2 separate regions of the Homo sapiens genome follow, and region 1 is linked to region 2. The links are chromatin loops, found by intact Hi-C in ENCODE. Cell type or tissue: gastrocnemius medialis. All regions are shown on one strand. Each heading gives the region's core, and the rest is flanking DNA. Links, peaks and the distances in the headings are about the cores only. Region 1 overlaps LOC101928331 (a long non-coding RNA gene). Region 2 has its middle 270 kb from the start of LINC01108.

Region 1 (4,395 bases), core at 320-4,319, 74 kb after region 2:
AAAATAATTCAATAATCACATATGAGATTCCCCTCAGGGAATTTCTGCTTTTGTGATACATGTAGGATAGTCTTATGTTGAAATCTGAGAATAAAAATTCAAACTAAATGTCAAGAAAATTTTACTCATTTATTAATTCCTTCAACAGTCTTTTGTTGGCCTTCTGTTATGAGCCAGGCTCCGTGTGAATAGAGAAGACAGGGAAAGGGAGAGAGACGAGGGAGCTCATCTCACCCCAGCACAGTGTGCTAAGTGTTGTGAAGGACGGCTGTGGGGAGTACAGCGGAGGGTAGGAGGACGGGCAGAGCTGAGGGAACTTCCCAGAAAAAGGTGGCCCCAGAGAGAAAGATTTTGCTGGCTAAGGACTTTTATGGAAACCTAACTTGGGATGATTTAATTCCAGGTATCTTTATGAAACTTAGGATTTAAAAAAGACAAATGGAGAGTTAGATAAGGAGAGACAAGCATTTCCTATTTATTTAAAGATTCCAAATACAACTCTTCATAAGATATGAATGATCTGTCTTGGCTCCCTTAAAGCACATCCTGGACACATGGCCAAGAAACTGCTTCCTTCAATCACCACGACAGAGTGCCTCGTGTAACAGTGTTCTGCACCTTCCCCTCTCCTCCCCTACCCACACCCATCCTCACACATGCTCCTCCCTGCCCCTGACACTGACAACCTAGGAATTGCTAGGAGAAAAGCCTGGCATATGTGGGAGCCACCCTCAGAGAAGCTGTCCCGAAGGAAAGGTGCTAACTAGGTGAAGACATATGACTCTCTGAGCGCTATTTCTTAATTCTAATGGAGGGAGACTGTGGCATGGAGCCAGGAAACAGAAAAGGCATGAAAAGAAGAACTAATTTGGAGCTGGCGGGGTGAGTGTTTCCTGGCTTATTTAAAAACATAGATACAGAATTCAAACATGGAAGAGGAATCTGACTACCAGAAGGAGACAGGATGTCAACAATGGAGTCAACAATGGCCAGGCCTGAAGCGATGTATTTTGACACTAGGGAAGCCATATAAAGAATACTGCTTGGTGGATCGGGTGGGTTCATCTTATACTCAATGTTTCATTTCCATTTAAATCTCTTGGAGGCAGAGGTTGAGGTTATTGACTTGGCCCCATATTAAGGAAAAATCATAACCCAGGCCTCCAAAGACCTTCCAGACTACAAGAGAAAAAGTCAAACACATGGCTAACGGGCATATATAAGGATCTTCACTGAACACGGACTTTTGAATGTCTATGATGTAGCAAGCACTGTGCTGGACACCACAGGTGCATTAAGGCATATGCCGGAGTCCCTTCCCTCAGGGAACATCCCTTCTAATTGCCACTTAAACATGGCAAACCTACGGAGGTGTGCCAGGACAAGGGCAGTCAGAAGGGTGGTGTGGTATACTGGGAAGCTCATAGACCACCTTGCTTTGAGTGCCTCTCAGCCGCTGTCTTGCTCTGTGATTTTAAGGAAGTCCTTGAACCTCGCTGAGCCTGCTTTTTCCATCTGCAGATTGGTGATAATGAAACCTACCTTGCTGTTTCATGTTGAGGAATCACTGTGAGAAGGTAAGGCCGTAACAATTTGTCGGAAGGAGAAGGAAGGTCAAAGCTTTGTTGAAGAGCTTTATGCTATTGGCCAAACAGAAACATAGAGCCCTGTGTGTGGTAACTCTCAGGGGACATGGTTGCCTCGTGGATAAAAACGTGAGAATTAGAAGAACAGAAAAAGCCAGCAGGAAAACTCAGAGGAAAGAGTCAGAGAGAACAAGGATGTTGTCTGTCTCCAGCATAATTGTGTAGAGCCTGGGATTCATTGCTAGTGACATTCCCTGGCTTCTCCCTCAGTGTGACGTCATGTGCTCTGTGATGTTTATTGCACTGCATTCCAGGGATGCTGCACAGAGCCATGTCCAGTGTCAGAAACCTTGGAAAATAGTCCTCGGTTTAATTTTAACTTTTTATATAAACAGTGACCTAATTTGAGGAAGGCTCGGTCTGGCCAGGCATCCCCGCTCCCACATTTCCTCCTCTTCACTCCCTCCTTCTGCCCTTAGTCAAACTGTCTCGCCTTCATCTCCCATATGGACTTTGCAAACAAGCAAGGGGGATGTGTGAGCTCAGCTAACTTGAAAAGAGAAGACGTGTGCCAGCGAAGCAAAACACTCCAGCCAAGTCATGCACCTCTGCGGGAGGGAGCCACCTCCTCAGCTCTCATCGTGAAATGTTATCTCACCAGGGCAGATGGAGGTACAGACAGAGGACTCCAACGCAACACAAGCAGCTGCCTGTCCAGAAGAGAGCCCTTTCTCTCCCTCCCAGTCCCAGCTCCAGCTGTATTTTCTTTCTTTCTTTCTTGAGCAAGAGGTCAGGTTCTCTCTGTATGCTTTGTGCAAATTAAGTGAGCTGTGAGTGCTGCCTGCGGCCGAAGGAACTACCCTCTGGTCTATGGTTCATCCTTCCTTCACTCCAACCACCACTGAGGGAGCAGAGCCCTCCCTGCCCAAATGCACAAGTGGGCAGCACCTCCGAGAACACAGAAGAATATGAAACGACCCTTCTAATTACTCAGGTGCAAGCAGAGGAGCTAACCATCCCACCGGGAGCCCACCCATGAGTGATGAATTCCAGTGACTGAGCCCAGTGTTGGGGGCTAGGGTAGAGGAAGAGTCCCTTGTGGACACGGTGGGAGGGAGGGAGGCATGAGGGGACAAGCAGGATGCCCTGACAGATTTTAACCCAGAAGCATGAATCCAGGTCTGAGGTCAGCAAACGTTTTCTGTAAAGGGCCAGATAGTAAATAATTTGTACTCTTTGTGGGCCATCCAGTCTCTGTCTACTTGACTCTGCCATCGTAGGGCAAAAACAACCACAGACAATAAATAAACGAACGGGCGTGTCTTGTGTTCCAATAAAAGATGGTTTACAAACACAGGCGGCTACTGGATCTGGCTCATTGGCTGTAGTTTTCTGACTGAAAGATCTAAAAGAACACCCTTTCCCATTGGTTCTGTCCATGTTTCCATATAGCTAACAATATCCTGGAGACCAGTTTGCCGCCCCGTTCCCCAAACCTTTATGTGCCTCTGATTTCTACACCCTGTTACTCTGTCTGCAAAAACCCCCAAATGCTGTAACTGGCTATTCACCTGGACAGAATGGCCTCCTTCAGGGAAAGCCAGCAGGGATGGTGAATTCAGATTTCCTGATTTCGTTGACAAATTCCTCACCACTGGCAGGAATGGGAAAGATAGATATTGAAGGTGCTGAAACCCACCCCTGTTGTCAGTTCAGGAGTGAGGTAAAAACATTCCTTGAGCAATTTGGTTTAGAATCATAGAGCCTCCTATTTTCTAATCCTTCTCTCTTTCTAGGTCTGATAATCTGAATATTGGCACTTCTACTTTATTCTCCATATTTCTTACCTTTTCTTTTCGTTTTCTGTTACTTCATACATTCCTCATGCTTTCTAGAAAAGCTCCTTAGTCTAATATTGCAACCCATAAGTTCCTTTAGCTATACTCACTCTACCATTTTCCCCATTCATTGCTGTGTTTTGTTTTGTTTTGTTTTAGAGTCAGGGTCTTGCTGTGTTGCCCAGGCTAGACTCAAACTCTTGGGCTCAAGGGATCATTCTGTCTGAGACCCCTAGGTAGCTGGGATTACAGGTGTGCACCACCATGCCTGCCATTGAGATCCTTAATCAAGTGTGAGACCCGGTGGAATGGCTAAGGGCTGGACACAGAGATAGATTACTTGTGTTCAAATCCCAGCTCTGCCTATAATTGCAGACAAGTTACTTAACGTTTCTGTGCCTTACTTCCCTCATCTGCAAAATGGGCTTAATAATAGCACCTGTCTTATTCTAGTGAGTATGTAAATGAGCAATGTTCACAGAGCACAGGGGAGAGCAGCATAGTTGAATTCACATTATTTTCAGAACTAGTGCTTCCAGTTCTTTATTCTTACAATTTCTTCCCTGTATTTTATATTGATATTACCTTCCCTTATTTCTTCACTCATATTAACCAGAATCCATTTGAATCCCAACTCTTGCAACACTTCTGCACAGTTTGTGGCCCTTTTCAGCAGGAGTACTCAGCAGGAACATGGTTGTGCCCAGGTGAACTTGCAGTCCCCCGGAATACCACTGAGGGGTTCCAGTGCTGCACATTCCAGAGGGCCACAGGAGTGGCAGGGCATAAGCCCCAGGGCAGGGTGGGAGCCCCACCACCCAAGACACTGTCCATCACTCACCAGAAACCTCTGTGGGGAGGTTTAACTTGAAACCCTTAGAATGATTCAGCACATGTAGGAGGCCGTCTCCAAGGTGGCCACCCACCAGCCTGGGGGCTAAGAGTGAAGGTTAGGGAGATCCTGAGTGCAG
Region 2 (4,395 bases), core at 78-4,077:
GGTCTGGCTCAGTGACCATTCATTTATGCTGAGGTCAATTGTGATGCGGTTCATTATTCTTAGGAGGGAACCGAGGGGGACAGCAATGGTTTTCAAGCTTGTCACGCTTGGAAATGGTGCCATGTGGTGAGGCCTCATGGAAAAATCAGCTGTAGAGTGCCCTTTTAAGAACTGCTAAGCACTAGTTGATTAAAACATGTAGACATTACTTGTTTCTTTTTAATTTCCATCATATAGTTTATTTACGTAAATATTTATTAAATGTAAATCATCGTAACAATCCTGTAAGACAGTGATCATCATTCCTATTTTACAGATAAAGCTTGAGCACAGAAAAGTGAAATAACTTGCACAATGTAACAAATATTTCCTTTTTTGCCTTTTAATTTTGAGACAAGTTCTCTCTCTGTTGCCCAGTCTGGAGTGCAGTGGCATGATTACGGCTTACTACAGCCTTGACCTCCCAGGCCCAAGTGATCCTCCCACCTCAGCCTCCTGAATTGCTGGGACTACAGGCATGTGTCACCACACCCACCTGATTTTTAAGAAAAAAATTTGTAGAGACAGGGTCTCCCTATGTTGCCCAGGCTGGTCATGAACTCCTGGGCTCAAGCGATCCTACCACTCTGGCCTCCCAAAGTGCTGAGATTACAGGCGTGAGCCACCGTGCCTGGCTACAAATATTTCTTGTCTCTTTGTGTGCTAGGTGCTTCAGTTACTAACTAGCAGAGGGAGATTTTAAATCCAGGCCCTCTGATTCTATGTTCTTTGTTTTTTCTAATAGTGATTTGGAAGGGAATGGAGAGACCACTCACCACTTCTTCTTCTCCTTCTCCTTCTCCTTCTCCTTCTCCTTCTTCTTATTGAGATGGAGTTTTGCTCTTCTTGCCCAGGCTGGAGTGCAATGGTGCAATCTTGGCTCACCACAACTTCCGCCTCCTGGATTCAAGCGATTCTCCCGCCTCAGCCTCCTAGGTAGTTGGGATTACAGGCATGCGTCACCACACTTGGCTAATTTTGTATTTTTAGTAGAGACGGGGTTTCTTCATGTTGGTCAGGCTGTTCTCAAACTGCCGACCTCAGGTGATCTGCCTGCCTCGGCCTTCCAAAGTGCTGAGATTATAGGGGGAGCCATCGCACCCAGCCCAGAGACCATTCACTTCCAACCTTTCACCCAGTAAAATAATTTCTCTTGGTGTACCCCTGGTGATGAGGGGAATGCTAACTTACCTGTCAGCTCATTTTATTTCTAAAGTGTACTTAGTATTCATTTACATCTTTCATCAACCATTGATTAGAAGCAATTTGGACATAGGAGAGGATATCCAAGTCATGGTTACGTGGTCCAGAAGAGAATCATCCACCCAGCAATTTGCATGGCATGTACGGGATCCTTAAAGCAAGGCCACTGGGTAGAGAGGGATCCTGAGAGGCTGAAAAGCAGGTAAAGGAGGGTGAAGACAGGTAAGCAGAGCTGTGCAGTAGCCTCAGAAGTTCAGACTCTTGGGAAAACCGTTGTCTCCCTTAAAGGCATGTGACTCCTTTGAAAGTCACCCTTGTTGAGCTTGGAGAAAGTGCTGGAGAAGAGAATGCTACTGGATTCGCTCCACCAGAGCCCTCTGAGTCACACTTAAAATTAGATGGGGCAGTAAGAGTGTAGCTCAAGGGGAACTGTATCTGCCTAAATTAATGCTGACCTTGTTGGAATAACTCGCACTCTTCAGTATCTGCAGCTGTGGAGTCCCGAGGGAGTTGTCTGGCTACATGTGATTTTACATATCTGACAGCTAAGTCAGAGATCCAAATGCCAAATCCTGCACTCAGGAACATTATGTGGATTTGTGACACTCCCAAGGGGACTTTGGATCCATAAAGCAATGAATGGATTACAATGAGGCATAAATATAGCATTTTCATCTGTGACATACAATCTTGCTCTATTATTTCTCACATTGTTATGTGAAGGAAATCTATACCCACTCTCTCAGGTCTGTTCTCAGAAATTAAAAGAATGAAAAAGAGGTCTAAGAAAAAAAAAAAGCCTCTTGATGCATCAGGAATAAACTAAGAATAGGGTGTGGTAATTCCATGGAGGTAATTTGCAATATAGGGTAAACTCTGAGATCACGCGCATTATCAGGAAACAGCGATCTCAGGCCAGCATGTCAGCTCAGTCACCAACTAGCCAGTTGGCTTGGAGCAAATCACTTCATCTCTCTGGTCCTCAGTGTCCTGATTTGTCCAGTGGACTTCAATGTTAAAGGCATGTACTCTCAAGAATGGGCAAGATGATCCACTGTGTGGTGCCAGAAGAAAATATTAGAACTTTTTTTACACTTTAAAAATGTCTAATTTTGTGTATGTTTTTAAAATGCCCATTTATATTAGTACACATCTATTGTCTATAAATGAATAAATAGGCATATATTGGAAAGTTATATGCAAAAATGCATTCCTGCTAAAAGCATGGGAACAAGAAGTTTGGAGGCCACTGATTCAACCCATCAAGGTTCTACTGTAGATGGGAAGGCCCCTTTGTATCTGGTAGTCCATGATTCTGTGAATTTGAGAATTCTCTCACTTGTTTTCCTGAGATCCCCCACTCCCCATCAGGGCTGAGTACATCAGCTGTCCAAGGAAAAAGTTGTGTGCCCATTTGCGATGCGCCACAGATGTGTGGGCTCAGAAACCACAAGATGCTATTAGTGGACCTCTTGAAGTTGTGCCTTCCATATCAAGAGTCATGCAAATAATTATAATAACTTTCATTTGCTTCGTACAAGAGAGCTCACAAATCAGTTTCATAAGTAATTTCACATATGTTTCACTGAGAACTTCAGAACAGGTATTTTCCTAGGTATGAGAAAAGAGGTACAGAAACAGCTACCCACCTGGTATGCGACAAGGCTGCCACCCAAATTCTGCTCTCCTGATAAAGATTCCAGGGCTCTCTGCACTTATAACCAAGTACAAATACGCTCCCTGGATCCCAGGGGGAATTAGGTGGTGGTGTGTGAGGAGAGCAGTGTAAACGCAACCCCCAGCTACTTACAAAGAACGGCAGTGCTTGGGGCCCACAGTGGGAGGATCAATAGCATCATTCGTGTGTACACAAGACCTCCCATTATTCAGGGAGGCCTGGCAGAGGGAGAAAAGCAGATGCATGGGCTCCTCGTGCCACCAGCTGTCATGGCTTGCTACGCTGCAGTTCCTGACAAGTGCTGTTGTGACAGTCTCTCTACACAGTTGCAGGGAGCAGCTTGATGGGAACAGCAGCAAAAAGCCTTGTTTACAGAGGTGTGAGAGAACAAAGAGCACGTATATACTTAAGAGAATGTAATTTCAAGGACTTTGGTCCTGCCAGGTGTGGTGGCTCTGGAGGACAGCAGGTACTACCACATCTGTGAACTGGTCACCCTGTGCCCTGCCAGGAAATGGGACTTGAGGTGCAGGAGAGAAGCTTTCCCTGTTCCTTGTCTTCATTCAGTCTTGTGATAATGACCTGCAGAAACGTTTATCCTTTTTCCTCTAAAGTGGCGTTATGGCAGCTAAGACGTGTAATATTTCACCGCTAACCATGATGGCTCTTACGGGGTTGTAATAGAATTTAAATGTTTGTTTCCTCCTCTGCATTGCAAATCTCTTAAGGGTAGATATCCTGACTTGTTTATTTCTATATCCCCAGACCTTTCCCCTACCGAGTCTAACCCATAGAAGATATGTAATACTTGTCTATTTAGTGAAGGAACTGTAAATATATTTACATATTGGCTGTCCTTTTGGGAACTTCTTTTTTTTTTTTCCTGCATTAGCCTTAAAGTAGGACTCAACACATTAAAATTCACCATAAAGGATTACTTTAATGAATACTTGCCATGATGCGTATCACCAGCAGAGGATTACTATCAGGGTATGTAAAGAATGCCTACAAATCGATAGAGAAAGACACATACTCCAATTGAGAAATGGATGGACCAGCGATTAAACAGGAAATTCAGAAAGAAGGAAACCTAGTCTATACAAATATGAAAAAAGAAAGATTTCCATATTTGTAATGGCAGAAATGCAAGTTCAAGACACTGTAATGCTATTTTACTCCTTTCAGAGTAGCAAGCATTTTAACAACCTGATTTGTTGGCAGTGCTGTAGAGCTGTGAATTCTCTTACCAATGAGTGTACCTTGATACAACCCTGTGGCACCGTCAGGTACCATAGGAATTGTGCACCCCCAGCAGAAATTCCACTCCTAAGATACATTCTACCAGTTTTTCTCAACCATTTATGCAGAGAATGAAGCCCTAATGTCCTGGGGCATCCATTGTGTGAAATGAACTAACTTCTCATTTCTACATCTAGAATGATGTTAGTGATATACCATCCATGGGCAACTTAAAA

Evidence for each region. A loop is a pair of places that touch in the nucleus more often than their neighbours do. Peaks named below come from ENCODE experiments on the same cell type or tissue, not always from the same donor. Only the 100,000 strongest peaks of a DNase experiment are listed, where the experiment ranks them.
Region 1: it touches region 2 in a loop (5-fold over the local background); 1 of 110 quality-filtered maps calls a loop at or near these places.

Annotation. Positions count from the first base shown.
Region 1 is chr6:14,474,890-14,479,284 of GRCh38, reverse strand. The region is part of intron 1 of LOC101928331 (a long non-coding RNA gene); the gene reads right to left. Among named protein-coding and RNA genes, the nearest start is that of LINC01108, 190 kb to the right of the region's middle. RefSeq lists a silencer at 4,391-4,395. In gastrocnemius medialis, for the core only: no CTCF peak of the experiment used is centred there; DNase peaks (open chromatin) are centred at 1,854 and 2,254; H3K27ac peaks cover 1,274 bases.
Region 2 is chr6:14,548,375-14,552,769 of GRCh38, reverse strand. No RefSeq gene overlaps it. Among named protein-coding and RNA genes, the nearest start is that of LINC01108, 270 kb to the right of the region's middle. In gastrocnemius medialis, for the core only: no CTCF peak of the experiment used is centred there; a DNase peak (open chromatin) is centred at 1,669; H3K27ac peaks cover 1,658 bases.